2 separate regions of the Mus musculus genome follow, and region 1 is linked to region 2. Evidence: chromatin loops called from intact Hi-C (ENCODE). Cell type or tissue: gastrocnemius. All regions are shown on one strand. Each heading gives the region's core, and the rest is flanking DNA. Links, peaks and the distances in the headings are about the cores only.

Region 1 (16,050 bases), core at 4,344-12,343, 390 kb after region 2:
TTGAGACTCCTTTGAGGGTTGGATAACCCTTTCACAGGGGTCACCTAAGACCCTCAGAGAGCAGTATTTATATAACAATTCACAAATATCAAAATTGTAGTTATGAAGTAGCAACAAAAATAATTTTATGGTTGGGGGTCACTATAACATGAGGAACTTTCTTAAAGGGTCTCAGCAAGGAAGAGTTGTGAACAACTGGCCCAGGGCTATTATATCAGGTAACTAACATACAACTGTCTATCAGTATGTCTGGCGTGCAGTCCAAACTTATGAAATCAGAGCTACCCTCATGATAGTGCAAACATTTAATTTACTAAGAAAATGTAGGGATGAAGTTACCACATGGATGTGAAATCCTGACTCTGATCAGATGACTCCTGTGTTGGTCATCAAACTGTAAGAACAATTGTGCCAACTTGGGAAAATTACCTCAGAAAAAAATTCCCCAATCCTTTTAGAGACCCAGTGTCCCAGGGACAAAGCAAGCAGTCACCTTCCCTTATCAGAAGGTTGAAGAGTGACTCAGGGCTGAAAGAAGCCAAGAAGCCCCTTCCTGCATGAATTACACAGAAGTCACAGCTGGCAAGATAGGGATCTCTCCTATCCATAAAATACATATTTAGTTAATTCTGTCACTTAAAACGATAGAAAAGCTTGTGCCAGGCATACAAACCAAGGGAAGAACATGCAAATTGCACAGTACTTGCCAGACCTATCTTTGAATGACACTGGTGTGTGTGTGTGTGTGTGTGTGTGTGTGTGTGTGTGTTGGGGGATGGGGGGATACCAAGCTACATCCAACAAGAAGGGAAGGGGGCTGTAACCTTTATCACAATTACCCAGGTGTATTTTGTTGGTAGTGAAAACAGATGAGGGCAGCTTCATGCCATCCCTGCACTTGGAAACATGAATGTGGGGGTTGGTTAGTTGGTTGATTGCTTGGTTGGTTTGTTGTTTTGTGTGAGGTTGTTGGGAGTGTAGCCTGCCCAGAATCAGTGGCAGGTTCTTTTGTTTGGTTGGGTTTTTTTGTTGTTGTTGTTGTTGTTAGGTTTTTCTGTTTTTTGTTTTTTTCTGTTAGCTATGTCTGATTATCACTGTGCCCTTGGCTCTGAGATAAACCCCAACCTGGGTGGTTATTCAAGGCGCAGAATAAAAAAGAATCTTATGGCTTTAAAGTAAAGAAAGAAAGAACAGATTCAGTCCATGGTGTTTTCATTTTCTAGAATGTGCTTTAAGTCAAAGATTATAGGAAGTGCTTGCATTCTGGCATATTATAGTAGTGCACATCACCTGTTTAAGTGGCCTTTAAGTACTCTGTCTAAACAGATGAGTGAACTGTGGGGTTTCGGTAGATTGCAGTAAAGGGTGTGGTTGTCAGTGAACTTGCAGCAGTACTCAGTTGTATCAGCAGTTCTCCGGAATGGTGACACATACCTAGGTAGCCAGTTTCTAAGGATCAGCCCTCTCGGAAAAGCCGATTCTTCAACCTTATTTCTCAGCCATTCCTAATTTTCCCCTTCTTTGTGAGAAAACACCACTTGCTGTTTTCTGCCCTTCCTCTGTCTCTGTCTTTATCCTTTTCTGGTTTTTCAAACCTCAAAAGCAGGAGTGGTATTTACTGTTCCAGATTAAGGGAAAAGGTCACAAGGAAGATTCTCTTATTGGGGGCCGGGGGTCTTCAAAATATTCAAATCTACTGTACTATGTATAGGAAGTCCACCTGAAGGGCCATGACATATACAGAAGGAACGTTTGTAAACAACCCAGGTTCATTTGTGAATCCTGCCTCCAGTAGATTCAGTGTCCTGGGAAGGTGACACACAAGCACCTACAAAAATCATTTCCTCCAGCCCTTTGAGAGCATCCGAGTGTCACTTTGAGAGTAATTGGCTAGCGCTCATAATGAAGAGGCATTGGACACCCACACTTCTTCTATGCTTCTGCTAGACCACAAGCCCAGAGTTTGACAATACCTCCGACCCATCTCTCTAATGAGCTGATAAGCACTCAACTTTGCACACTGTTTCTGAGCCTTCAGAGAGCTTTAGCTGTCTATGCTATGATGTAAGGGCCTTTACAGTAGAAATCAAACACCTTTAAAGAAAGTCAGAGCCTAGGAGATCCCAAGTCTTAGTCAGGGTTTCTATTCCTGCACAAAACGTCATAACCAAGAAGCAAGTTGGGGGAGGAAACGGTTTATTCAGCATACACTTCCATGTTGCTGTTCATCACCAAAGGAAGTAAGGACAGGAACTCAAGCAGGTCAGGAAGCAGGAGCTGATGCAGAGGCCATGGAGGGATGTTACTTACTGGCTTGCTTCCCCTGCCTTGCTCAGCTTGCTCTCTTATAGAACCCAGGACTACCAGGTCGGGGATGGCACCACCTACAAGGGGCCTCCTCACTTGATCACTAATTGAGACAATGCTCCACAGCTGGATCTCATGGAGGCACTTCCCCAACTGAAGCTCCTTTCTCTGTGATAACACCAACCTGTGTCAAGTTGACACACAAAACCCGCCAGTACACCCCAGTCCTCCCACATCCACACGCGGAAACAAGGAACTGACAATACAGAATCTTAAAGCAGTGCCAATGAATTCCGGGTTGGAAACTCTCATAAGATTTTTATTTGGAGCCTATAAGTTGCAGTGTGGGAGATTCGAGTTCAGATGCAGTCAGAGTTCAAAGTGGGCGGGGAAGGGGACCTCACCTATGCACAAAAGCTCTTACACTCACTACAAGGTCATTAAAACTGTTTAAAAACAAATCCCCACGGATGCTGGAGAAACTAGCTATGGAACCAGCACTCAGTAAAAAAAGAAAGAAAAAGTCCATGAAGAAGGAGTCTGATATTTTCCCAAAACACATTTTGAGTCTCAGACAGATGAGATTATCAGGCCTTCACAGACTCGCAGTCTAAGGGAGGATGCGGTCACCTCACAGCCTGTGGACCACATAGGAACTGTTTATGCCTACCCCGGTACACACAGCTCTTCACAAGCTCTCGGCATGCTGCTTCCCTGGCGTGTTCCTTTCCTTTAGGAGAGTAGAGGGGAATGAAAGCCATTTTAAATTGTCTCAAAAGCAATTAACAACTCATAGCTGTAGCTTTTAAAATCCTAGCCAAGAGAAATTAATAATGCTATAAGTAAAATTTAAAAAGCCGTTGCTCGTGCGCCTATGACACGCTAGGTCTCAGGCACGAAACTAATTCCACATTCCTACTGGTGTTTCCTGAGATTCTATTGGTCGACTTGGGGATCTCCCGAGGGACTCCACTGGCCTCCAGCTTGCCTAGGCAACCATCCATCTCCTTAAGGATGGAGACAGGCAGGGACTATGTCACCTGCTGTAATCCTAAACCTCGAACTACCTGGCTCTCACTAAAGACACTGCTGCCACACCTCTGTTTGCTCTTAGCCTGGCTCCGTAGGTCCATCAGCCCTGACACACCACAGGAGGCCAGATGGTGGCCTCAGTAATCAGTGGCAGAATGAGAGAGATCAAAGTTTTTCTGGACCACCACAGCCTGAGCTAACTTGAAAGCATGAACTGGGCCAGCTGGCAAGGATGCTCACCCAGCGAAGGTGCTTGCTTGATGGAAGCCTGATGAGCTGGGCTCTGTCACTGGGACCGCGACTTTCACAGGCTGTCTTCTGGCCTCCGCACACACACTGTGGTACATAAGCCCACACATATAAGCCAGCAAATACATGTTATTTAAAAATAAAGTGTGAGCCACTGGAAGATGCTCCCTCATCCATCACAGCTGGAATCTGATCCAGTGAGGTGTTTAGTTTTTGTTGTTGATGTTGTTGTTGTTGTTGTTGACGGCTTGCTTTTAAGTTTTAAAGAATTTTATAGAATTGCTTATTATAGGTTTGTGCATGGTGTGCAAGCCTCGTGCCTGCCGAGGCCAGAAGAGGGCATCCAATTCCATAAAACTGAAGTCATAATTAAGAGCCATTGTACTGGCTGGTTTTGTGTATCAACTTGACACAGCTGGAGTTATCACAGAGAAAGGAGCTTCAGTTGAGGAAATGCCTCCATGAGACCCAGCTGTAAGGCATTTTCTCAATTAGTGATCAAGAGGGAAAGGCCCCTTGTGGGTGGGACCATCTCTGGGCTGGTAGTCTTGGTTCTATAAGAGAACAGGCTGAGCAAGCCAGTAAAGAACATCCCTCTATGGCCTCTGCATCAGCTCCTGCTTTCTGACCTGTTTGAGTTCCAGTCCTGACTTCCTTTGGTGTTGAACAGCAGTATGGAAGTGTAAGCCGAATAAACCCTTTCCTCCCCAACTTGCTTCTTGGTCATGATGTTTGTGCAGGAATAGAAACGCTGACTAATACCTCTCCTGGGCATATATCCAGAAGATGTCCCAATCGGTAAGAAGGACACATGCTCTACTATGTTCATAGCAGCCTTATTTATAATAGCCAGAAGCTGGAAAGAACCCAGATGCCCCTCAACAGAAGAATGGATACAGAAAATGTGGTACATCTACACAATGGAGTACTACTCAGCTATTAAAAAGAATGAATTTATGAAATTCCTAGCCAAATGGATGGACCTGGAGGGCATCATCCTGAGTGAGGTAACACATTCACAAAGGAACTCACACAATATGTACTCACTTAAAAGTGGATATTAGCCCAAAACTTAGGATACCCAAGATATAAGATACAATTTGCTAAACACATGAAACTCAAGAAGAATGAAGACTGTAGTGTGGACACTATGCCCCTCCTTAGAATTGGGAACAAAACACCCATGGAAGGAGTTACAGAGACAAAGTTTGGAGCTGTGACGAAAGAATGGACCATCTAGAGACTGCCATATCCAGGGATCCACCCCATAATCAGCTTCCAAACACTGACACCATTGCATACACTAGCAAGATTTTGCTGAAAGGACCCAGATATAGCTGTCTCTTGTGAGACTATGCCGGGGCCTAGCAAACACAGAAGTGGATGCTCACAGTCAGCTATTGGATGGATCACAGGGCCCCCAATGGAGGAGCTAGAGAAAGTACCCAAGGAGCTAAAGGGATCTGCAACCCTATAGGTGGAACAACATTATGAACTAACCAGTACCCCGGAGCTCTTGACTCTAGCTGCATATGTATCAAAAGATGGCCTAGTGGGCCATCACTGGAAAGAGAGGCCCATTGGACACTCAAACTTTATATGCCCCAGTACAGGGGAACGCCAGGGCCAAAAAAATGGGAATGGGTGGGTAGGGAAGTGGGGGAGGGAGGGTATGGGGGACTTTTGGAATAGCATTGGAAATGTAATTGAGGAAAATATGTAATAAAAATATTAAAAAAAAAAAAACGCTGACTAAGACAGCCATCATATGGGTACTGAGAATCAAACCCAAGTCCTCTGGAAGAGTAGCCAGTACTCTTAACAGCTGAGTCATCTCTCTACCCTGATTCAGTTTTAGATGTAGTACCCCAGGATAGACCAGACCTTCCAAAAATATCTTTACTCCTGAGAGTCAGGAAAAGTATTTTAGCTAATTAGATAGCTAGTTAGTTAGTTCATTTTTTAGTTAGTTAGTTTACTTCCTAACTGAATTTTCCCCTCCCTCCTCTCCTCCTGGTCCCTACCACCAACTTCCCTTTTCCACAACCCCCACCCCATCTGCTTTTCCTCTGTTTCTCTTCACAAAAAAGAGTAGGTCTCCCGTGGATATCAACCGCCACGGCATATCAAGTTGCAGTAAGAGCAGGGACCCCGTCTCTTACGAAGGTTAGGTGAAGCACCCCAGTAGGAGGATCTGGACAGGGAGATAATACGCACATTTCTGATGACCACAGATGAGCAGCTGACCTGCTACTACACACAAGCTTGACTCAGAAGCCAAGAGGCAGCCGCTAGAACAGGCTGAGATTCCTTTCCCCTGTGAGTATTTTAAAGAAGACGGTTATCAGTGATGCAGGACAGAAGGTAAGACTGAAGGTTGGCCCTCTAGGCCCTCCCACTCCCCGGAGATCCAATTCCTACAGCAAGACCCCACCTTCCAACATCTCCACAACCTCTCCTAACAGTGAAGCCACCAAGTGTTTAAACAGAGGAGCCTGCATGAGACATTTTACATCCAACCATCACAGTCCCCGCTCCAAGAACTCACCATGTCCATTTCATCGACACGAGCTTATTCAAGAACGATACAATAGAAACCTGACTCTTGACACTTGTGTTGAATATCAAGGTCTCAGTGACACCCATGTGCCGATCAACATTTCCAAGGAGGAGATACTGAGCTGGTCAAATCCCCGGGTTGTCACCACATCATGGAAGAGTTAGTGACTTCTTGTTCCAAAGTCACATCCTTTCTGAAGGGAGAGAGGCCTTTTCTATTAGCTTAAGTTAGTAATAGTTTCTCACTGCTAAACAGTAGCAGGAGTTATGACTCATAATGAAGACACATGTCACTGACACGAATCACATTTTCAGCCTTACACTGGCAATTTGTTCCCTTGTGAAAGTGAGATTAGAAGCCTTTGAATACAATTTTAATAATTGTCCACCTTCCATGAGCACTTTATGATCTACTTTATTTGTTCAATTTCATATAATCATACTTAATTGTAAGTGAGGTTTTTTTTTTTTACCATGATTTCCCTTTATTGAATATGTAATAATGGTGAGGGAAAGGAGGAAAACCTTCCAGAAGGAACAAATCTTTCTTCTATTCTCACGTCATCAGTCAAAAGCCCACAGGACACATCACAGTGACAGACCGCATTTAATAGAACGGTCACTACTGCCGCCGAGTGGCGGGTTATTTTCAGAGTTTAAATTTCTTTCATTTCAAGAGTTAAATTCCAGCTTAACAGAAAAGAATTCTAACACAGGGTGCACGTCACTTTACGTCTCTGTTTTGACCCTAAGACTATATATAGCTTAAGAGCAGGAAGAATATGTTTTATTTGGAGAAATTTTAAAACCCCATCAATGTCACAGGTGGCCAGAGTGATGGCTGGTTTTGATTGGATTAAGAAATAACTAGGGCATTAGGATCATCTTGGAAAATGTGTGTAAGGATGCTTCCAGAAAAGATTTAACAGACTGTAAAACTCTCTCTCTCTCTCTCTCTCTCTCTCTCTCTCTCTCTCTCTCTCTCTCTCTCTCTCTCTCTCTGCAGGTCATTTCCTGGGCTGCCATTCCAGACTGAATAAAAGGGGAAAGAGCATCCAGCTAAACACCAGCACTAATCTCTCTTCTGGTTCCTCACTGTACATGTGATATAACCAGCTACCTCTGGCTCCACCCTCGCACCCTCACCCTATCACAACTCCCCTGCCACAATGAACAGCATCCCTCTCAAACTCTAAGCCAGAAGAGATTCTTTGTTCCTTAAATTGATTAATATGAGGCATTTAGCCACAATGGTGAGAAAAAGTACCCCACATGCCCATCTGTGTCCTCAGGAATCTGTGTCCTGTGATCAAGCAGCCCGCCCCAAGTGCTCAGGGTATTTCCCTCGGGACATGCTCCTGGACCGCCATGCTCTCTGGGCAACAATGTCATCTTCAATCTCTGGAAAGGCAGGACCACCGTGCTCCCAGGATTCCTCGTTGTTTATGAGATATCCCAATGGAAAGAAATGTGTTGTTATTATAAGCAAGGCATATTACTGGTACTTATTAGTTTTTTTTCTCACAATGAGGGGTGCATACTTGAGTTGGTCAAAAAATAAAGATGTGGCTACCGTTAAGAAAGACTGCACTTTAGCAGGTGGCACTGAAGGTCCCTATAACAAATTGTACACACAGACAGATGGACAACTAACAACATAGCTGGAGCGGATGTGACCTAACCCAACAATTAGCCTGTTTGGGAATTTTTACTAACTGAATGATTATAGAGCCTTAGCTCTTTTTAAGCCTTGAAATGGGCTGAGTAAATGAAGAAAATGACGGGAAATGGCACCTCCGGGGGAGCTGGCAAGGCACAGCATGAATTGATGAAGCGTCCACGGGCCAGGCTAGGACCCTGTGTGCACGGGAAGCTTTCGGCCGGAGCACACGCAGGAGTGCAGGAGTACAGGGTGCAGAGGATCCCGCCTAACACCACGTGTGGCTGAGTGAATAACAGAGGGACAGGCAGAGCATGCCACCCCCGGGAAGAAGCCAGGGAAAGCGTGGAAAACAAAGGTGATGCTGGAAAAGGACAGAACCCACAGCACACAAGAGTTTCTTCTCGAAAAACTACAACCTGAACATTTTAAAAATATAAGCAAGCCATTGCCTGATCTGTGGGTTTTCTTCACCCCATTGTACTACCATGGGGCATTTCAAACATCAAATGTAACACACACACACACACACACACACACACACACACACACACACAGAGAGAGAGAGAGAGAGAGAGAGAGAGAGAGAGAGAGAGAGAGTGTCTACCCATTAAGAAGGCTGAAACCAGGTCCTTTGCTAGATAATGAATGAACCTGGATTAAACCAGATTCAAACAAGACAAAATTTATTTACTCCTATGTTGAATATGAACTTTTCATAAAGTACATGAAAATGGATGAAGAGCTGTAGAAGGGAGGGAGATGACAGGAGAGGGTGTGGGCTATCAAGTATCAAAGCGCCTTATATGTATGAAATCTTACAATGGAACTCACTATTCGGTACGCTAATTCTAAACGGGGAGATGTCATGGGTGCTGAAGATGACGGTGACAAAAAGGTCAAAATAGGAACTGCAAAAGATCAAGAATATTATAAGGACAACCTATTAGCAAAATATTGTCATGGAAGCCTTTAAAGTATGTTGTCATTACGGAGGCGATGCCACAACTAGTGACAGAAACCAATCAGGAACTGGAGAGAAGGGCCGGTGATTGAGAGCCCCTGATGCTCACAGGATCCAAAATCAGCTGCTCATAACTGCCTGGGACTCCGCTCCAGAGGATCTGTCGCCCTCTTCTGGCCTCTATAGATATTGCATCTATGTGCATGTACCAACAGAGACACACACAAAGAACTGAAAATATAAAACGAAATTTAAAAGTTAAAACCTTCCGTGAGAGTTGCATAGAGGTTAGTAAACCTTATAATCTTGGATTTTCCTGTTTTGGGAATCAAAGATACTTTATGACGAAAAGAAAAAGTGAGAATGTACTCAAAGAATATTACACATTTGCATGAAAGCAGCTTTATGTAGCCACGTAGAATAAAATTAATCTTTAAAATGAAGAGCTTTAAAATGTTTACATTAGTTTAGATCAATGAAAATTTGTGGGTGTTTTTAAAATCAGCCTTTGTTTGTATTTCCAATGGTTGGGAGTGTTCTCTCTAGACAAAGTTTTCAAAGTAGGCAGCCCGATTTCATAATGATCTCTTCGGCCCTGTCCCAAATTCGCTGCGGCAAAATTAGAGGTACCTATGCTGTCCTCTTGACAGTTAACACAAAGGAATTTAAAATATTTATCTGGGAAATGATATCTTATCACAGAGGCCTTAACAGCCTGAGTCCTTCCTAGTCCATCTACCCTAGCTAATTTTGGTAGAGAGACGGAAGCTACTGAATTTAGCCCACCTGGGAATAGACGTGGGCTGGAGAAACCTCAGCTTTTAACGGCTCTGGATAGATCCTTTCTTTGCCCTTTGGAAAATTAAATTTGTGTTTTGTAATTTTCAAAAGTTTTTATAAATATGCGTAAAAAGCAAAGCACCCCCCAAAAAAAGAACGAGTCAAAAGCAAACAAAAAGGAATCCATAATTACATCCAATCTCAGAATGAAAACACTTCCATTTCTTCCCACAAGGTGGCGATAGGATCCCGCTCATTTACTACAAATGCTGCGCACAGCTCTCCAGGCACCTGTGACTACAGAATGAAAAAGAGAGAATGTGTCCTGCTGACTTTAACACCTTTTCCCTGGAAAGGTCAAGACATTTTTCAACGAAATAGAATCCGCTGAATTAGTATTTTCTGAACTCTGCTCTACAGGAAGTCCATGGATTCTTGATTTTTTTTTTAATGCTTTAATCTAAATATAAAAATTACATCAATTCCCTCTCTCCTCACTCCTCCAATACCTCACATTGATGGCCTTCTTTTCTGTTGTTGTTGTTGTTGTTGTTGTTGTTACATATATGCTTGGATATATGAATGACACCTGCTGAGTCCACTTAGTATAGCTTGTGTTTATATGATTTCAGTAATCATTTTGTATTGGATAACCAGGGAACTCACCCTGTTAAGAACCAGTCATCCCTCTTTGTAGCTGCCTATAGTCATTTGACGCCCCCCCCCCCACCAGGTCCCCTCCTTCCATGAAATCATGTCTATCTGCCGTTTTTCATTGTCCAGGTCTTCTTTCAGCAGCCTGGTATATCGTTGAGGTACCAAGAGTGTAACTTTCCTGTCATTTCTCTGAGACCCAATATAGACGAACAACCCCCCCTGGACTGGATGTGAGGAACTTCTGTTTGAGTTGTTGGTTAGGACAGTCCAAGTGACTCCCAAAGAAATATAGGCAGTTGCTCTTGCCCTCGGTTGCCTCTCAGAGGTTGAAGGTACTTCCCTGTTGCCGAAGACACCAACACTTCAGATATAGGACTCTGAATATTCCATCCAGATCTAACTTGAAAGCTCGCTTCCTGCAGCATAACTCTCATAATGCCAGCAGGTGCTATGTAAGCTGTCAATAGGTCTGTCCAGCTCTGATGCCCATGAACCACAACAATAGCCAGTACGGCAAGACATACCCCAAGTGGCACATATCTTGGAAACAGTCAAAAGCTGTCTAATTGGACTTAAAGCCAATAGGAAGGAAATCATGACTGATACTAGAAATCTAACCAACTCCTCAGTGTAAGCAAGCCCTTGCGTCTTAGAATAGGACCTACTTCTACCATTTTACAAGATTCTTGTTCATATATATATACATATATACATGTATATGTATATATATATATGTGTATATATATATATATCAGAATAATCTTGTTACTTTAGGCAACTATCACTGGATTAACCCCTAGGTTGGTCATTGTCCTGATATCAGGCTATGTTGACTTTGACAACCCCAGTAATAAGTCATAATCTTGGTATTATGCCAGAAGTGACGAGTCTGGCATTGGCTTCTTTGTAACAAAGGACTTCATATAATTGGGGTTGTAAAGACCTGATACAGTGGCCTTGTTCCCCTCTTGTCCATGTTGGGGTCTACACAGCCAACACATGAGACTGTGGGGGTACTTACCATACTGAAACCACCGCAGAGAAATATACTAGTATTAAAACAATAATCTTTGGCCTTGGTGGTCTTGTCACCACTTTTAAGAATCAACTACATGTTCCACAGTAATACAGTATATTACAGAAGAGGCTGTGGTTGGTGCAGAAGGTCTGAGAAGAGTCACTTTAAGGAAGAATTCTCTCTACTGCTGGTAGACATCTAACACAGTTATTTTTCCCTCGTTTTTTCCTGTTTCTTTACCATTGACAAGTAAGTCTTTCAATATTAATTTCATTGTCTGCAAAGACTTGAATATTGTTCTTTCTGAAGTAATTAACCCTTTCATCATTAACTTAGGTAATGCCGTTTGCCGCTTGAGAAGATAGCCCTGCTGCGACTGAATCTATGAGGGTTGCCTGCCAACAGCCTCTCCTCCTGAGAGAGAAATGATGAAGTTTATGTTTGTAACACACAATCACATCTTAGGCCCCTTGTGTCTTGTTGCCAACTAACCTGGCCTTGGGATAGTGGAATGTTTCCAGGACACGCAACTCAGCTCATAGCGGAAATTAGGAAAAGTACTCAGGGAGTTTTCTTATCCTTTTGTTATGTAATTTGATTGCCACCATGAGCTGCCATTTCTCCCACTTAAGAGTGAATTTGTGATGAATAGGAAGAATATATTAACGTTAATTTTCCACCAGATACCAATCTTGCCGGAATTCTCTAATAGTTTGCTGTGCACTGAATTCTCTAATAGTTTGCTGTGCACTGAATTCTCTAATGGTTTGTTGTGCACTGACAGGCGTGATCCTGTTCGATTTCCCATCTTCTGTGCTGTCTTTCTTAGTTTTCAGGCAGGTAGGTGTTCATCCATGTGGCAGAAACGATGCTGGTTTTGAGTAGAACACAGCAGAAAGGATGCTTGCATCCCGCCATGCCTGTAATTATATTTAGACAAGGCAGTAGATAAGTTTGCTATCTCTCTGAGGCCTTCGGATTGTGTCTGATGAAGGGCTGTCATTGGAAATAAGTGACCCTTTTAAACAGGTTTTCATCCCTGCTGTGTTTCAGGTGTGTCTCAGGTGTGTCTCCACTCACCTAAAGTTTCTGCCAGACATACTGGTGTGAATGGGAAAAATAAATAAATAAACCACAAAACTGGCTTGCATATACCTCAAATTTTATTACCGGGAGCCATATATATATATATCCAGTTCCAAATGGGTCTTTGTGGTTTAGAGATTCGAATGAAATTTATTTTCTCTGCAAAGATCAAGTTAAGTAAGCATTTGCAAACCGCTTTACCTCCATTTCTGTGTGCTGTATGGATGTGTGACTCCAGTGCATGTGTGTGCTTGCATGCTAGAGTTTAAGGTTGGGCATCTTCCTCTACCATTCTCCACCTTACTTTTTGAGGCAAAGTCTCACACAGAACCCAGACCTCACCATTTCAGCTAGATTGGCTAGCCAACAAGCTTCAGGAATCCTGATTCAACCTCCCCAGTACTGAAATTACAGGTGCACACCATCATGCCGACCTTTGGTTCGGAACTTCATCCTTGTGTCAAACACTTCAGATACCGAGCGATCCCACCACCACCTCCAAGTCTCAAGCCGCTTTGATTTAAGTCATCAAGACATGGTAAACTCTCGAATCTCTAGACCTAATGGGGCCCTGTAAACAGCAGTGGGCAGAGTTCTGAAAGAGCTGATGCTCATGAACCTGCAGGGGTGCCGGGGAATCTCCTTCAGCAGTCCATCACCTAATCAGGAATGGTAGAGCATGACAGGGCCAGCAACAGAAGACATCGATTCCCAAAGACCGAGCTTGTTGAATCCTGTCTGTTCTCTGGTGAAGGACATTTAGAAGGCAAGCGTGTAGTGGTATGTGTAGAGTCAGAGGTAGTCCTAATTGAACTTTGGCAGGTGTAGTGGTTTGAATATGCTTGGTCCTGGGAGCAGCACTATTAGGAGGTGTGGCCTTGTTGGAAAAGGTGTGGCCTCGTTGGAGTGGGTGTGGCCTTGTTGGAGTAGGTGTGGCCTTGTTGTGGGAGTGTGTCACTATAGGTGTAGGCTTTCGGACCCTCCTTCTAGCTCCCCTTTAGCCAGTCTTCACCTAGTGACCTTCAAATGGGGATGTAGAACTCTCCGTTCCTCCTGCACCGTGCCTGCCTGGACACTGCCAAGCTCCTGCCTTGATGATACTGGACTGAACCTCTGAACCTGTAAGCCAGCCCCAATTAAGTGTTGTCCTTCTAAGAGTTGCCTTGGTCACCCAGATATAGCTGTCTCTTGTGAGACTATGCCGGGGCCTAGCAAACACAGAAGTAGATGCTCACAGTCAGCTATTGGATGGATCACAGGGCTCCCAATGAAGGAGCTAGAGAAAGTACCCAAGGAGCTAAAGGGATCTGCAACCCTATAGGTGGAACAACATTATGAACTAACCAGTACCCCGGAGCTCTTGACTCTAGCTACATATGTATCAAAAGATGGCCTAGTCAGCCATCACTGGAAAGAGAGGCCCATTGGACACACAAACTTTATATGCCCCAGTGCAGGGGAACGCCAGGGCCAAAAAAAAAAAATGGGAATGGGTGGGTAGGGAAGTGGGGGGGGGGGGGTATGGGGGACTTTTGGGATAGCATTGGAAATGTAATTGAGGAAAATACGTAACAAATTTAAAAAAAAAAAGAGTTGCCTTGGTCATGGCGTCTGCACACAGCAGTAACACCCCAGGAATAATTTCTTGTACTTTGCATCTGCATTTTACTTCCACTATCATCAAAATGCTCCAGGCACACGGGAGCGGGGGGGGGGGGGGGGGGAACGATGCTGTGCACGCATGCCGTCCATTTCAAATCTGCTCACTACTTAGCTAATCCGTGTTCTTCCTCTAGAAACACAGCTCCACCCTCAAATAACACGGTTCCAGGCGCTGTGGTTCGAATGAGAGTGTTCCCCACAGGCTCGTACATTTGAATGCTTGGTCACCAGGGAATAGCAATACCGCTAAGGATTGGGCAAGCATGGCTTTCTTGCACTCAGTATGTGCTACGCTCTCTGGTCGAGTCAACTGGACAAGCCGAAAGGCTTAAAAGTCACTCATGAGGCAAAAGAGTTTCAAGGAAGCTCTCCTCCTGGAGGCTAGTGTTCTCTACCCATACATTAATTTTTCATTCCCGAGTTCCAGTACCACGCTAGTCTAGAGTATGGATCCACATGCTCTCTTTCAGTATTTTCCTGACATGCTCTGACATGGCTAAAGCCTTCCGCCAGTGTTCCAACAGTCCAAGGGCATCCTTGACCAAGATCAAGGGTTTAGAATTCAGCAAGATTGTAAAAGCTAAGTCACTTTCTTACACAGGAATTTACCATCACTTAGGAAGAAGGAAGTTTCAGACCAAAGGAGAAACCAGAATAGATACTATAGCAGAGTTACACCCATACACATGTATTTACAATGGCCTAAGGGGAAGGTGGACTATACAAGAGACTAAAATAGGAACTGTGGCAAGGACACGAAGCCCTTGACCCTGGCTTCTAAGATTAGTGAATTTTAGGTGGAGCCCTTGTTGATCCCAGCTGTTATCAATGTATTCTATCCTGGGTGGTTCCTGTTAGACCTTTTGTGTTTGCATTCCTCTGTTTTATGTAAGATTCCAGTTACCTCAATTGTACCTTTCGAATATGTCACCCAACTTCCTTATTGTCCTCTGCATAAAAAGTCTGATGCTTGAGTTGTAAAATTACATTCAGATTCCACACAAACTCTCCTGCGTGTGTGTCTGTCTGTCATTCATCCACGCTTTGCCCACCCGCGTCGAGAGACCCCGTTCCACGCAGACACAGGGACCCAAAAGGTCTGCGGCAAGTATGGCCTCGTGGGAGGAAGTGTGCCAGTGGGAGGCAAGCTTTGAGGTGTCAAGGGCCCTCTCTCATTCAGTGGCTCCCTCTTTCTCTACCTGCACGTTAGGATGAAGTTCTCAACTACTGTTCCAGTGTCTGCCTGCGTGCCACCATGCTTCTGAAACTATAAGCAAGGCCTGTGGAGAGCCTTTTGGGGCCACTTGGCCGGAGTCTGACATTGGTCAAGGACAAGGAAATGGTTAAAACTCTATCTGCTGGTTGTTCAGCCCTTGATTTAGTTTTAATTCATTTCAAAAAAAGAGAAAGAGAAAAAATAAATTAAAAAAAATAAACAGTATCAATTGGCCTTTGAAGCCCTACACCTGTAGTTAGGAGTCTAGCACAGCTGGAGAAGCCCTGCCGGGAGCTTCTCGGAAAAACCGCTCTTAAAGGGACCAGCAGCTTCTCAAGTTCTATGGTCAGGGAACGGTTGGCTCTTTCTCCTGGAATCATCTCCGTGAGTGTGGTTATTGGGATCAGCAGGTAGCAAGGAGCTCCTCTCTTGAAATTACGACTAGGAAAAGCAAGAATTTTGTCTGGTTTAAGTAAGTAAATATATGCAGCCATTTCATCTTTAATTCTGACTGGTTTTAAAAGTATACATATGTTCTACATGTCTTGGTTATAGATTATAGGCTTATAAGTTATTGGGTATGATTAAAAATTTGTAACATTGGTAACAGAAAGTTGGCTTAACACTGGTAACTCCAGGTTGGAGTAATTCAGAACTATACCACGTGGCATGAGCCAACCCAGGGAAACACGTCTCTAAAGATACTTCTAAATTGGGTACCGTTCTATGTAATTCTTATCCTAGAAACCACACGTATAAAAGATAGGATTTAGGGCAGTGTCCCTTTTTGGCATTAGAGGCTGCACAATCTTGTGTTCATGTGCAGGAGCGGGCAGCCGAACTTCGTAGCATGGAGTTGA
Region 2 (16,050 bases), core at 3,885-11,884:
TTGGCTGTGGAGCAGTTGACCCTCAGTGCAGAATTTCCTGTCCCCCTGCCTGTCTTACGTCAGACTTTCTTCGCGGTCATTGGAGCCCTGCTGCAGAGCAGTGGCCCTGAAAGGGCTGCACTGTTCATCAGGGTGGGTAATGGTTAGATGCACTTGTTCAGACAGTCTTCATGTGGGCAGAGGGGGACGTTTCTTTTTCTCATGCATTCCTTTGCTAGATCTTGGTACAACTGACTGTTCCTACCCCCAAAACTTAGAAAAACCCAAACTATTTTTATGTTAACTTTGTGGTGGTTATTTCAGTTTTCTTTTGCCAATACCCTGGAAAGCAAATAATAAATGCTGGGTTGTGAGTGCTGGAGGTTTACGTTATTCTTAGCTTTTTAAAATTTTTTGTTTTGGTTTGATTAATTTTTAAGGAAAAAAATGTTTATTTTAGCTCAGAGCTTAAAGATTTATTTATTTACTTATTTATTTAACGTACATGAGTACCCTGTAGCTGTACTGATGGTTGTGGGCCATCACGTTGGTTGCTGGGAATTTGAATTCAGAACCTCTGCTCGCTCCAGTCGGCCTTGCTCAGGCCGGGCTAAAGATTTATTTATTATTTCTAAGTATACTGTAGCTGTCTTCAGACACAGCAGTAGAGGGCGTGAGCCACCATGTAGTTGCTGGGATTTGAACTCAGGACCTTCAGAAGAGCAGTCAGTGCTCTTAAACTGCCGAGCCATCTCTCCAGCCCTAGCTCAGGCTTTAAAAAGATGCAGTCTGCCATGGAGGGAAGGTGTGTCCTTGTGGGTATGTCCTTAGTAAGTAGACAGACACATGCTTCTACTTTGAATATCAATGATTTGAGTATTGAATTCTGAGGCAGGAGTCAGTCTTCTGAATAATTTTCATAGGTTATGTTGCTTGACATCATTTTCTTTAGGTTTGAAATTGAAACATTTAAAGTTCTATGATTTTTATTAAAAGTACAAACAACAACAGCCTATGAGGACATCCAGGTATAACTCTGGTAGAGTGTGCTGTCCTTGCACGTGTGAGCCCATGAGGGAGAAGCTCAAGCTGGAATTCCAAAGCCAGAAACCGAACATACTCTATAATCTCAACGTTTGCAAGCAACACTTTAGTGCGAAAAGTTTCAGATTCCGAGCATTTTGGATTTTCAGGCTGTATGTGCTTAATATGTACATTTGCCATTCATTGCCTATCAGTTCTTATGGTAAAAATGGATTTTGAATTCTGGCCATAATATTCTTTGTTCTAATTTAAATGTTATTTTATGCACAGGACTTTTTAATTACACAAATGACGGGGAAAGAGCTCTTTGAGATGTGGACCGTCGTAAATCCCATGGGACTACTCGTAGAGGAGCTGAAGAAGAGAAACATCTCAGCTCCTGAGTCTCGACTCACCAGGCAGTCTGGAAGCACAACTGCTCTGCCTTTATATTTTGTTGGCTTATACTGGTTAGTAAAAATTCATTGTTCACTTTTTAACTTTGATTGGAAGCCTAGAAGATAGACTTCCAGTTTTTAAGTGTTACTTCTAACAGTATTAAAATTGTATCTCTGAGCTGGGTGGGGGGCGGGGGGAGGTACATGTCTTTAATCTTAGGCTAGTGTTCAGGAGGTGGAGGCAAGCAGATCTCTGTGAGTTTGAGGCCAGACTGTCTATAGAGAGGCCTCCCAGAACTACACCGTGAGACCCTAGTGGGGCAGGGTGGATAGGGTCATTATCTGGTTTTTGTTATTGGTGATGGTGGTGGGTTTTTTGGTTTTCTCTTTCTGCTGTTAATAGAAGACAAGTTATCTGTGTTTTGCTAGTAGTAACTTTTGAAAATTTTATGTGTGTGAGTGTTGGCCTGCATGTATGTCTGCATCACATACATGTGGAGGCCAGAAGAAGGTGTCGGTTCTGGAACTAGAGTTACAGATGTTTATTAGCTGTTAGGTTCATCCGGGAAATCCGACCTGGGTTCCTTACAAGCACAGCCAGTGCTCTGAGCAGTGAGCCTTCTCTCCAGCTCCTGCTAAGTCACTTTTGGACAGCTGTTTGCTATAGAGTTTTATGGGATATAAGCTCACCTTATATTTTCTATATATATAAAAAAAATACATCTGTTCTTGGCAGCAGCTTCAACCGAGCCTCAGAGTGGAAGACAGGAGCTTTGCTGTCTACCAAAGTGTCAGCACATTTAGAGCCTTGTAGTTTTGTTAGAGATAAACCTGTCTGAAATGGATTTCAGGTTTTAAGATTAAAGTGGGGTAGAGGTGTAGCTCAGTGGTGGAATGCTTTCCTGAGACAGAGAGACAGAGAGGGAGGGAGAGACAGAGAGACAGAGAGGGAGGGAGAGACAGAGAGACAGGGAGAGAGAGAGAGAAAGAGAGAGAGAGAGAGAAAGAAATCAATTAAAGCAGTAGATGTGGACATTGAGTATCTTGGATAAGTAGATTAAATTTTGTGCAAATATTTTTCCAATCTTTGTGTGAAGATTTTCTAATCTGAGGGACTTGCCATGTAGACCTAACTGTTTCAAACTCAGAGATCTGCCTGTATCTGCCTCCCAAATGCTGGCATCAAAGGAGTGTGCCACACTACCCAGCTCTAATCCTTGTGAACTTCTGATCCTTGTGCCACCTTATGCTTTGCCTTGGAGAAACTGGGCCTCGTAGGTTGTTGTATTTGGATGGGATGGGATGGAAGGCATAACTGTCTCATGTGCTGTCTTCCCGGCGTTCAGATCCCTGTCTGTTTTCTTCCTAGTGACAGAAAGCTGATTGCAGAGGGACCTGGGGAAACTGTACTCGTTGCAGAGGAAGAAGCTGCGCGCGTGGCCCTCAGGAAGCTGTACGGATTCACAGAGAACAGGCGGCCCTGGGACTACTCCAAGCCCAAAGAGAGCCCAAAGAGAGCAGAGCAAACCAGCGTTGCCAGCTAGGCAGCAAGGGGTGACATCATCACTACTGAGCAAAGCAGTGAGACAGGGCCAGAGGGGAAGAGCGCAGAATATGGGAGCAGTGTCTCAGTGCTCTTCCTGGGCCCTAGAACTAGACAAGTGCTTTTCAGGTGACATCAGGTGACAGGGATTTGTTTCACTTTTTTTTTCTGTTTCTCTTACACACTGGTTTATTACTGTGTATAATTTGTACAGCTAGATGTATTTTATTCCCTCCAGCTTTGAAGTGTAGTCAAATACATGCCATATGTGAAGTTCGTTGTAATATGAATAAAAAGCTATTCTTTGAGATGTCTTTCCTTTCTTTATTGGTGCAAGAGAGGCTGGAGAGGTGGCTGTGGCTGGGAGTGCTACAGGTCTGAGGGCAAAGGTACAGGGCAAGGGTAGGCCAGGTCTACCTGAAGGGACAGGACAGCTAAGCAAGTGCAGGTGGCAGTTCAGGCTACATCATTATCAGATATTCAGCTGAGCCCCAGCGACAGTTGGGAGTCCTCTGCCTATATTTGGTAATTAGATGCTAGGTATGGGGACCACTGTAGCAAAAAGTGTCTGCCTCTTCCTACTGTCCAGGTGAGGTCTTTTGGGCTTGAAGTTGATTTGGGCCACTTTGAGCCCCAGAAGAGTAATAGGCCGAGATCAGGGTTTTTGTTCACCCACTCCAATTCTCGCCTAGGCACCGTGGGCTGGCTGCCTCTATAAAAGGCTGTAAATCCTGCTGGCTGGCCATTTTTCTCTGGTGTGTGGACCAGTAGTCCAGGGTGATGTCTGCACTGGCTGTCCCCAGGTTCTCAGTGTTTTGTTCAGTACTGAAGTAAAAGCCAGCCCTGATTGCAAAGTTGCAAGGGAATTTTACGTAAAACGGTAGAAAAGATCAAACGAGCCCGCAGGGAGCAGCAGACCACACGAAGGAAGACACTCAGTCGTCACGATTATTGTGGTTTTCCACTAAGGGGTCAAGAAAAGGAGTAGCTGAGTTCCTAAAAAGTGTGCGTGGGTGCATTGTACAAAGAGGGGTGTAGGGGTTAGTACATCTAGGTAACGGAGCTAGACTAGACTACCAAGTGTATTATGAGGAGAGGAGCTGCTCATAACCCACCCACGTAGCGTCCCAGATTGGCTCTCCTGCCTCTAGAGTGTTCAGGAGGTCCTCAGGTCTGGTATCCCAATATGTCCCTAGTGTCTTAATTCACTCCCAATAGATTACATACTGGTGACTTCTCTGTTTGCAGGAATAAGCTGTCTTACTCTGTGTGCATGGTAGTGCCAGACAGATAGATGGTGCCATTTATGTTCACACAGGTGTACAGTTATACTCCATCCTCAAAATGCAGTCGAAATCTGTACAGTACAGATTTCCCCTGCAGGACACGGAGAGGGGGCTCTGCATTTATGTGTGATTACTATTGTACAGGACCCATTTTGGTTCCCAGCATTCATGAAGTGACTCACGACCCTCTGTAATTCCAATTCCAGGGTGTCTGACACCCTCTTCTGGCCTCCTTGAGTACTACATGCATGTGCCCATGGAAGGCATCTTTTAAAATAATGGAGTCTCTCAGGACTGGATACAGTCTTTGAAACTTTTACCCAAAATAGGCTTATTACAGAAGGACACAGCCTGCTCTCATCAGGACCCCTGCTTCTTCACCAGCTTCCAGGCCCACCTGTATCTAACAATGCACATTCGTGTGGGAAAGACTGATAGGTAAAAAGGAGGGAAGGAAATACTAGTAAGCTTTCAAGTGCTTTATGAAAGGGAGGAAGTTCTGGTGCATGCATAGGGCCCACAGAGGGAAACCCATTTCCACCTGATAAAAGCCCAGCTGTTTTAATAGCTTTAAAACCTTTTCTTGCTTTTTTCCCTCTGTCCTGTTATTTGATTTCTGGATAAAAAAATAGAATCCGAGTCATCTCTGGCACTGGGTGGAGACATGACTCTCTGCACTGCCCTAAGTGTCCGAAAGTTACTTTCTAGTAGAGAACTCTCAAAGGACAGAGACAACATTCCCTCCCACCCCCAACACACAGCAAGAGTTAATTCAAAAGGGTCAGTTGATCATATAAACCGGAAAACATGCCTCAGGAAAACTCTTCCAGACACTAGAAGATACAGTATATAGCCTCTTAAGCTATATAGTGTCACATAGTGTCATTGTAATGGTCTCATTAGCCAGTCACCTGTGAGAGTTTTCCTCAGTAGCCACTCTCATTATTCTGTAATAATCCCTGTCTGTCTTCTACATGAAGCCCTGTATTTCTTCTAAGTTCATTTGACAGAGATCACAAGGGTAGGGGATGATTGCAGGCCAGAGCGAGATTGCTATAACATTGAGTTTGTTTTGTATTGTTTCTGGTCTCTATAGGTCTGCCCCACTTTGAAAACAAGAGCCGGAGTCCCCAGGCCTGTGACAAAAGTCTTCCCAGCATTCATTCTGAAGCTAGAAAGAAACGCCTTTGAGATGAGAGACAGTATGGTTTAATGCTGCGGTCTGAGCAGGGAAGGCCTCCAACAGTGGGGTGGAGAAGGCAGCTAGCTGCCCCAGCAACCCCAGCCTCTGCTCAGTCACATCTCAACCCACCTGAGAAACAAAACCCTCTTGCTGAGTCTGGCCAGAGAGGTAGAACCTGTGTCTTGTGTAACAGACACATTATCAAAGCTAACAGAGACTGTTTCCAGAGGGCATGTGAGAAGAATCTAGTTGTCTAAAGCAGTAGGTTTAGTAAAATGTTGATTTTTAATTTGTTGAATCCCGTTAGTAGTTAAGGCTGGCCTGGAACTCATCTTCCTGGTTCACTGTTTCTGTTTTTCTTTAATTTTATTTTTTTTGTTTCGTTTTGTTTTGCTTTAACTTCAGTTTCAGTTAATCGCAAGAATAACAGACCATACCCAGCAGTGCCAGTGTCGTTAGCTTGACATCTCCATGAGTAAGCTTCACAAAAGTATCTCGGAAACACCATGGAGTCAGTTACATCCATGTAACACAAGACAACAAGCATGGTGAACAACCCCCCCCCCCTCCCCGCCCCAGCATGTGCAAAATGCCACAGCCCACCTAGAATCTGTTGCAGGTTTCTTTAAGTAAGCGTTCTTCTTAGTCTTTGGCGATTTCGCTGGCAAACTCAGTGAAACCTGAGTTCTGGTCTAGGACAGTTTGCAAAACTTTAACCTACGTGGCTGACGGAGAATTCAATCCCCGGTAGCGTCTGGTGACCTCGCTGAATTCCTACCCACACCTATCTTGCCTATCTTTGGGTACAGGACCTCCGTTCACTTAGGTGGAATGATTACCTGTCTCTAATTTCATTATGATCCCATCTGTATGCTCCCGGTGCCATGCCTTCTGGTGACATGACAAGTGATGATGACTACAGAGATGACTAGAAAGTATAACAAACGGTGGGCAGGTCTTCCTTCTCTTTGCCTCCCTCCCTGCTCTTCGCTGTATAACAGTGGTTCTTAATCTGTGGTTGGAGACCCTGTAGACAAAGTGCTATCTCCAAAAATATTTACATTATGATTTGTAACAGCATCCAAAGTACAGTTACAAAGTAGCAATGAGAATAATTGTATGGTTGGGGGAATCGCCACAACATGAGGATCTATAGTAAAGGGTCACAGCATTAGGAAGGTTTAAAACCACACTGCCCTCGAACCTCCCAGTCTGCTAGGGATGAAAAGTTGAATTCCTAGTCTACTTCCACTTGCTTGATATTGGCTGAACTCAGAGAGAGGCAAAAGGAAGCAGTTTGGGTGTAAAAACCGGCCTGTGACACTTCCCTTCAGCTTTCAAGCTGCTAAACCCTGTACATAGATGGATAGAGCCACACAGGGAACAAATGTAACTACAGTATATATAAAATAGCCTGCAAGCAAAAACAGCCACATTTTTCATAAGGAATATACTTTCAACACACTTCTAAGTAAACAGTCTTTGAACTCAAGTTGTTAGGCTATATTTATTTTAAGTCTTTTTTTTTTTAAACCACTGAAATGCAGCAATGGGTTGGAACATGCGGAAAAATCAGCATTTTCCATAGTTCCATATGAAATTGCTTAAAATGTTGGATCCATCTCTACACAACTTTTCATGATCCTAGAATAAACTTTATACATGGGTAAGAGGAACGTGCGGACTACAGGCTGTTGAGGAGAGCACTGGACTAAGTTCATCCAGTGCTTACCCAGAGTGCTGGCTCTTTGACCAATGCCTTATCCACATTGTCTAGGCAATCATAAGAATCGCAGGGAACAGGGTGGTGGTGGTATGTGCCTTTGAGGCAGAGGCAGGCAGACCTCACTGAGTTTGAGGCCACCTTGGTCTATGGAGCAAGTTTCAGGGCAGTGAGGGCTACACAGAGAAACCCTTTCTTAACTCCCTCTCCCCCCCAAAACCCCACAAGTGTAAGGGAATTAAGGGAATTATTGAGTTATAAAGACAGTGATTATTTGGCACTGGAGAAAGATAGTCATTTATTACACTTTATTATGTATTATTATATATCCCCTGCCTTTTCTCACTCTATTTTTCTTTTTTTGAGCCCGAAAGGTTCTACACCAAAAGTAGAAGCTCAAACCTCTAAGCGTACATAAGTTCTGTTACTTTGCATATTATGGATGCATATTTTACTATATGCATATAAAAAACGGAAAACATTATTCTCAACGTCTTAGGTAGTCACAAGAGAATGTATTTTATAGTTCTGGTTAAGAAAGGTACAAACAAGAGCTATTTTTATAGCTTCGAATACCCAAGATACAATTCACAGACCACATGAAGCTCAAGAAGAAGGAAGACCAAAGTGTGGGTACTTCAGTCCTTCTTAGAAAGGGGAACAAAATACTCACGGGAGCAAATATGGAGACAAAGTGTAGAGTAGAGACTGTAGGAAAGGCCACCCAGAGACTGTCCCACCTGGGGATTCATCCCATATACAGTCACCAAACCCAGACACTATTGTGGATGCCAAGAAATGCTCGCTGAAAGGAGCCTGATATGGCTGTCTCCTGAGAGGCCTTATAAATACAGAGGTGGATGCTTGCATCCAACCATTGGACTGAGCACAGGGTCCCCAAAGGAGGAGTTAAGAGAAAGGACTGAAGGAGCTGAAGGGGTTAGCAACCCCATAGGAAGAACAACAATATCAACCAACCAGACCCCATAGAGCTCCCAGGAACTAAGCCATCAACAAAGGAGTACACAAGGCTCCAGCTGCACATGTAGCAGAGGATGGCCTTGTTGGTCATCACTGGGAGGAGAGGCCCTTGGTCCTGTGAAGGCTCAATGTCCTAGTGTAGGGGAATGGAGAGCGGGGAGGCAGGAGTGGGTAGGTGGAGGAACACCCTCATAGAAGCAGGGGGAGGAGGGATGGGATAGAGGGTTTTCTGGAGGTGGGGGGAAACGGGATAACATTTGAAATGTAAATAAATATAAAAAAATCAAAATATCGAAAAAAGAAGAAAAGGGGGGGGGGTTATTTTTTCTTTTTTAGTTCTGGCCTGATCCTGACCACAAGATGGTGCTCCAGGCCTACAGCACAACTTAGGATGTCACAAACCTAGCGGGGACCACTGTCTTCCTCTTTGGAAAGAGAGGATGTGTGAGTACACAGCCTATGATTATGTCACATGGCTTTTCCAGGCCCCACACAGCTTTACTACTCTAGGGAAGTGTCTGCCTGAGCTAGCCCACTTCGGGCTTCCCCTCAGGATGCTCTCATTAGGAATCTGATGTGTGCATACTTCAACTTCATTGCTGATGCCGCGATGTGAGTGTTGGGCTCTTCATTCCCCCTTTCACTAGGGAAAGGGGAAACTGCACGGATGCTGAAAATAAAAAAACATTAAAGATTTTTTTTTTAATTTACTCTTCTACTGGAAAGTCCACTCAGACACATTGAGCTCTCTAGACCTGCATTCTGATGTCTGCTGTTTCCAGTCCCTTCCAGCTATCCTGTAAAGACTTACAACTCTTGTAGTTGAAGACCTGAGATCCATGGCTCTTGACATTGGGTATGGGACACACAAAGTCCATTGCTCTCAGCAGAACAGTGAGGATGGCTTGATTTATTCTCATCTTGCAAACTAAGAACACCCTCCTTCCCCTGTCCACACCAGAAGAAGATTCATGCCATCAAAAGCTTTAGGCCAGGAGTGGTCCTGTAAGTCTGTCATCACAGACAGCACCCAGGAGGTGTCGGATCTGAGTTCAAGGCTAGCTTCGGCAATACAAGTTGGAGGCCTGCCAACTCTGGAAGACGCCGATGTACTCACTCTCTATTTCTTACCCCTCTCCCCCAAAGTCGTTATCACAGATCACAAACTGATTTTGGTGAATCAAGTCCCAGCACTCAGATGAGAAATGCTGAGGCCAGAAGTTCACAAGTTCAAAGCCAGCCTGGGCTATACAGTAAGACCCTATTTCAAAAGAACAACAAAAAGTAAGTTAAACAACTCACAGCACAGGCACAAACTTCTGAAAAGGGAATGCTCAATTGGTGGAGATTGCATTTACCACTAACTCTTGTGTATTCAGCTGCCTGCCATTCACTAACAATACAAAACTAATGAGTTAAGAAGAATGTTGGGCTGGAGAGATGGCTCAGCGGTTAAGAGCACTGACTGCTCTTCCAGAGGTCCTGAGTTCAAATCCCAGCAACCACATGGTAGCTCACAATCATCTGTAGTGAGATATGATGCCCTCTTCTGGTGTGTCTGAAGACATCTACAGTGTACTTATATATAATAAAGAAATAAATCTCTAAAAGAAAAGAAAAGAAGAGAAAAATGTCCTTGGAGAAAAAAGTAATGGAGAAAACGAAAAACTATAGACCTAACTGTCCCTGGCATTGAGGAAAGACCTGCATGACTTGATTATTCATAGAGTAACTTTTTGCCAGAGTCATGGTATATTAAAGTTGCAAAATGTTCTAATAAGTTTGATTCATTCTCATTCTTTCTCTGCAGACAAGAGGAGGTCATCTGCAGAGGGAGAAAAGGTTACTTTAAAACCTGAGAGTAGCTTGCTGAAGATACATCACAAAGGCCTGGAGACATTCACAGTGACCTACAGCTGATGAGACAAAGGTGGGGAATGCTCAGCTGACCACACCAACACTGATGGACTGAGTACATAGAGATGCTTATGGGGAGCCTGATGGGTGGCCGTGGGGACTCAGTTCTTGGCTCTAAGACAGTTGTCGCATCCTGGAAGGGCTGTTCCTCAGCCTGTCACATTCTTAGCTTAGAGCTGGGCTCACTGACTCCAGCTGGAGGCTGGACTGCTAAAAGTTCACTTCTATTTTGCCACATGATATTCGGTTAATTAAGTGTTAATCAACAGTTTTGTGGGTATAATGGAGAAATGCGATTTCAATTTAGCAAGCTTTTCATTTAGATCACATCTGTATCTTTCCTCAAGACTCAAGAGAGAAGGGGAAAGTGGTTGGTTTGGCAAATGCTGGAGGGGATGTGGGTTGTTGGGACTGCAGATTGACCCAGTCACTCTGGAAATCAGTGTGGAGAATTCTCAAAATGTTAAAAATAAATCTGCCATCCGACCTAGTTATACCATTCCTGGGCATCTGTCCAAAGGCTCAACATCTTACTCCACAGATACTTGCTCAGCCATGTTCACCACTGCTCTGCTCACAGCAGCTATGAAGTGAAGTCCATGGCCTTCATGCAATGAATGGACAGTAAAGATGTGCTACATACACACTATGCCCTTTATGGATACCTCTCAGCTGGAAGAAGATGAGCTCATGGACAGGTAACTGCATATAAATGGGTGGAACTAGAAAATCATATTGAACGAGGAAGCCCAGACCCAGGGAGACACATACTGCATGTTCCCTGTCATCGGAGCCTCCCAGCTCAACTATTGAGGTGTGAATATAGAACCTGGAGTAACTGTACAAACCAGGAAAGTAAAATGGGGGAAGGGGGGACTGAGAACAGGAAAAATTGGGGTGGGGATAGTTAGGAAGAGGGGAGGGAGATAAATACAGAAGGGGAAGAGTAAAATAACCATAAGGATGTCTGAGAGTTATGAGGAATCAAAGTGTTATCTAGCAACCTAATACCTATAATACATGTGAGCTGCATATACATACATACATACATACATATATACGTAAATGTGCACTTTTATTTATTTTTGAGTCAGAGTTTCTCTATGTAGTTCTAGCTGTCCTGGAATTCTCTCTGCTGGCCTCAAACTCAGAGATTCACTTGCATCTGCCTGGCAAGTACTGGGATTAATGGTCTGTGCCACTTTACCCAGCCACCTATATAAATACAATGTTCTCACGCAGGCATACCTTGGCAGTAACCAACAGCTCTCTAATTGAAATTAAGACTCACTTAACAAGAGGGAAGCCGTGCCTGGTACTGGGAACCTAGCCAACTACCTAGGGGTAGTGAAGTTGTAGATCTTGAAAAACCTACTACTGCTACTTTAGTAAACCATCATGATCCCCAACTATACTCTAAATATTACCCCAATACCCACAGATAAGTGGAGACCTCACACCTCATCAAGGAAACATCTTTTTGCAGCAGGAGCCCACTACAGAAAACTACAACTAAAAATAAATAAGTAAATAAATAAATAAATAAATAAATAAATAAATAAATAAATAAATTGCAGAGCTGTGAAACCCAGTCCCAACTGATACATCTACAACACAAATCCTGCATCTAAGACTCCATGAAGACTGTGGAAGACAGGGCCAATTAAGAGCCAGAGGTACAAGAAGTTTGCTAAGATAGTGTGTCTCCTGGAGATGAGGATTAAACACCATAGCTGCCTAAACATGACCTGAACAAGGAAAGCACCAACAGACATGCTAATGTAGAAGGAGGAAAGCTAATAAGCTCTCAACCCCAGACAAAGAACTACAGGCAACTGAGGAAGCCTGAGAGAGGGAGAAAGTCTTCCCCAAGGAAGAGCACGTTATCCAATAGCAAACAGTGAGTCTCAAAAAATACATAAAAGAAACATTATATACACCAAACATGTTGTGCTTACATATGTAGGAACACACACACACACACACACACACACACACACACACACACACACACACACACACTAGCACTTAAAGAAAACTTAAAGAAGAAGAGACCACAAATCTGAAAGAGAGCAAGGAGGGAGAGTGGCACATGGGTGGACTTAAAGGGAGGAAAGGGAAGGAGCAAATGACATAATTATAACATCAAAAAAATTAAAAATCCTTTTAAGAGTGCAGTAGTTTGGGAGTCTTCAGGGAGGGCTTTGTTCGCTGGAGATGTAATTGTTGAGTGCCTGCCTAGTACACACAAAGCCCCAGGAGCACACGAACTAATCATGGTGACCCATGGTTGTAATCCCAGCACTTGTGAGGGAGAGGCAATAGGCTCAGACGGTCAAGGTTATCCTTAGCTACACAGAGCTTGAGATCCTGTGTGAAAAAGAACAGCAATGGCTACCCACTCTGTGGCACCTTCAAGTAGATTCTCAGTAGGCAGAGAACACATTTCAACATTCACAGGAAACTTAAGAACACGACTATCACCAGATCTCCTCTCTCCCACAGGTCACCACTGATGGGTCCTGGAAGGGAATGTTTGGTGCCCTGTTGACGCATGGAGCCACTGTAGTTCTTCAGACTCCTTCCATATGAAGCTCAGAAGTCACTCAGTTCTTCATTTTCAGAAAAAAACAAAACAAAAACAGCTACAATATCAAAAAGCCCAAAGTGACAGGCATAAGGGATACTCCTTGAATTCTATTGTAAAGTTCTGGATGATTGGAATTTTTTTCCAGGTCACCTGTCATTATTTACTTCATGGGACAAACACTTGATAGGCCAGTAAGACATCAGAGCATCTAGCATATCTGGGTCAGTGTCTGTTCTCATTTTCCGGTGTCCCAGGCAAAATTGAAAGTACCCATCTCATTAAGTGACAGAGAGTTATTTCACTGGTAGTTGGCTCCATTTTCCCCTAGGTCTACCATTTTGTTACTTTAAGAAAATTGCAGCTGGCTTCTTGCTCAGACTCAGTGTGGCATCTAATCTATGGTAAATCATTCGCTCAACCATGTCTACAGAGTAAAAGTAGTCTCTCGCAGGCCTGTAATTTTCCTAGCAGTCTCCGTATCTTAAATGGATCCCAGTTTCCCTCCAAGGAAAAGAGCTTTCAGAAAATTGATATTTTTGAAGACTAGGCCTGCAGACTCATTGGCTTAAATATGTCACAAGGGAAAAGGCTACACATTTAAAAAGATGAGAGTAACATTTCTCCTCTGGGTCCAGGGATTGTTAATAGATTTGATTCTAGAAGTCAGCTAGGAGCTCTGTGTGTGTGTGTTGTATAGAGGGACAGTAGAGCTGGAGGAGTTGGGAGACTAAAGAAGAGGACAGCCTGGTAGCCTGACAGCATGGCTTTCCAAGTCCTGAGCATCACTGCATTTTGAAACATTACCAGACACTTCAGAATTTAATATAACCAATGAAGTATGGCCAATGTACTCTTGGAGAGCAGCCCATCTCTATACAACACACTAAGACCATTCCAGCATCTCTATACAATATACTAGGCCCATTCCAGCATCCAGCCAATTCTGTTTTTTTTTTTTTTTTCCCTTCTTTTTTCTTTTGGAAGGAGCACTGGTAGAGTTTGGAGTCCAGGTACTGTTTGGCTCTGTAGACATTTGAACATCTTCTCTCTTGGCCTCATTTCGATTTTGTCCTGCTTCTGTATCTCATAAGTGCATTTGAAATGCAAGCAATTGCTATGCCAAGACTGTGTCTGCCCATCCCAAGTTTATTTGGGAAAAGGACCCCTCCTCAGCATTTGACACCTGGTAGACACTTGTGAAGTTTAAGTTTTAGGGGTCAACCTGCCTGGAAGAAAAAAATTATGCCCATGTACATGGTAAAGCATTGCTCCTGGGTTTGTCTGCGAAGGTGCTTCCAGAAGACTAGCATTTGGATCAGTGGACAAAGGAAGATCCACCTTCACCTGGGGATGGCATCATCCCATCCATCAAGAGAAAGCTAAGCTAGGACAGTACAGGGAAGGCAACATTTCCTCTCTTTTGGAGGTGGGACACTATTGCCCAAGCTTTTGTCCCCGCCGGCAAGAACACATTCAGGACAACCGGAATCTTCTGTGGCAAAGCTTTTATTCCTTACTTATCAGGAGGGAAGACCCCGAACCGGGAAAATGGCGCTGCTTATATAGCCCGCAGCGTGACGTTTCAGCACCTGATGTGGTGTGACAGCTCCTGATTCGTTGCTCGCCCATCACCCCATTACTACACAGCAAGATGGGCAGTGACTAGGCGTGAGTTCACTCTTGCACTTGTGCATAAGGCTTGTTTACTAGTTAGGCGCAGTGGAAGCCAGCGCCATCTTATAATGGTGATTGCTCACGGCATGCACGAGCAATCGCGGCACGGCTCTCCACAGGACACTCATCTCCTGACTGGACATCTGAGTCCCAGGTTCACAAGCCCTTGGCCTCTGATAAGAGTTATATCATAGTTTCTCCACCTTGGGCCTTAGGATTTGGACTGAGATGTGTTGCCATCTTCTTTGGTTCTCCAGCTTACAGATGGCGTACTGCTGGAGTCTTGGCCTCCATAATCATGGGAGACAGTTTCTGAAAACAAACCCCCTCTCCTGTGTCTCTCCCTGTAGCATACTAGTTCTTTACCCAGAAGGCTCCAGACAATACGCACATGAGCCAATACCACACAGAGGAAGACAGTACATACCTTCATTCCACTGCCACTGCAGCTACACTTTTAAGTAATTCACAAAGTATTAGTGACTTAGGGTGGAATAAATCCCATAAGGACTGGCTTTAGTAGGCATTACTAACAAGGAGCACATTTGGTAGAATGTATGAACTATTCAAAATAGGGTTTTGGCATTGACTTCTTTCTTCTGTGGCTGTAAATACACACAATTAAGTAGTTGCAAACAACATAGTTTACTATGTTTACTTGTAAACAACAAGTTCAAGCAGTGTTGAGTATGACTGACATTTTAATGTAGAATAAGGCGCGGAGCTCCTGGGCTTAAGAAAAACAAATTTCTTCAGTTTTTGACAAGAAGAGCTTTAAATAGTTTTATTTATTTATTTATTTATTTATTTATTTACTTACTTACATTTGGTGTGTGTGTGTGTGTGTGTGTGTGTGTGTGTGTGTGTATGAAGGCCAGAGAACAACCATTGGGAGTCAGTTCTCTTTCCTCCACGTGGGTCCTGGAGATTGAACTCAGGTCTGTCAGCCTTGGCAGCAAACTCCTTTACCTGCTAAGCCATCTCACCTCTCCAAAGTTGTCAACTCTTCTGATGACAGCCAGGACCTCATTTTAAAATGCCCTGTACATGGTCACATACATGTAATGTTTAAATCCCACATGAAAAATTATTCCCTCCTGAATGAAACAAAAAATTGCAAATTCAAAAGAGTAACCATTCCAGCGGATCACCAAAAACCAAACATTTACCGTGACTTAGATCTTTGAAGTTACAGAGGTCTCCAGAAATTTCCTTCTGTACTTTATAAAGAATAAAGTCCGTGGCACCTTAGCTACTGCTCTCCAGTGAGCAGAGCTGGGATGGCTGTAACAGTCGCTGCTGGAGAAGCCCTATAAATGGAGAAGCACCAAGACGAGGCACAGTGACTGCTTGCCATGTTGTAAGAAAAAGATCAGAAAAAGTCCAGGGACTCTGAAGCCCCTTCAAGCTACCTCTGGAGAGAGGATTCTACTTCCTACAGCAGTAGAAGGCTGAGGTAAGGGTTTTGAAAAGGCTGTTGTTTTGTTTTGTTTTGTTTTTCTTTTTTAATATCATTTTCTTCAAATGGAGAAATGGCCTTTTTTATTTTTTTTATTTTTGTTTGTTTTTTGAGACAGGGTTTCTCTGTGTAGCCCTGGCTGTCCTGGCACTCACTTTGTAGACCAGGCTGGCCTCAAACTCAGAGATCCGCCTGCCTCTGCCTCCCGAGTGCTAGGATTAAAGGCGTGCACCACCACGCCCGGCTCATGGTCTTTTCAAAAATTTTTTTTTTTTTTTACTTTATACAAAATAC

What was found. A loop is a pair of places that touch in the nucleus more often than their neighbours do. Peaks named below come from ENCODE experiments on the same cell type or tissue, not always from the same donor. Only the 100,000 strongest peaks of a DNase experiment are listed, where the experiment ranks them.
Region 1: it touches region 2 in a loop (5-fold over the local background); 22 of 42 quality-filtered maps call a loop at or near these places.

What each region holds. Positions count from the first base shown.
Region 1 is chr1:80,171,420-80,187,469 of GRCm38, forward strand. No RefSeq gene overlaps it. Among named protein-coding and RNA genes, the nearest start is that of 2310015K22Rik, 28 kb to the right of the region's middle. In gastrocnemius, for the core only: CTCF peaks have their summits at 6,781, 8,945 (motif pointing left) and 9,778 (motif pointing right); DNase peaks (open chromatin) are centred at 6,771, 8,920 and 9,790.
Region 2 is chr1:79,778,195-79,794,244 of GRCm38, forward strand. It overlaps Gm39666 (a long non-coding RNA gene), which reads left to right and starts at 10,057. Exons shown (of 3, transcript XR_865569.3): 1 at 10,057-10,088; 2 at 10,575-10,731; 3 at 12,539-13,555. It overlaps Mrpl44 (mitochondrial ribosomal protein L44), which reads left to right. Exons shown (of 4, transcript NM_001081210.1): 2 at 1-132; 3 at 1,294-1,472; 4 at 2,770-3,251. The coding sequence ends at 2,944. In gastrocnemius, for the core only: CTCF peaks have their summits at 4,463 (motif pointing left) and 8,495 (motif pointing right); DNase peaks (open chromatin) are centred at 8,500 and 9,192.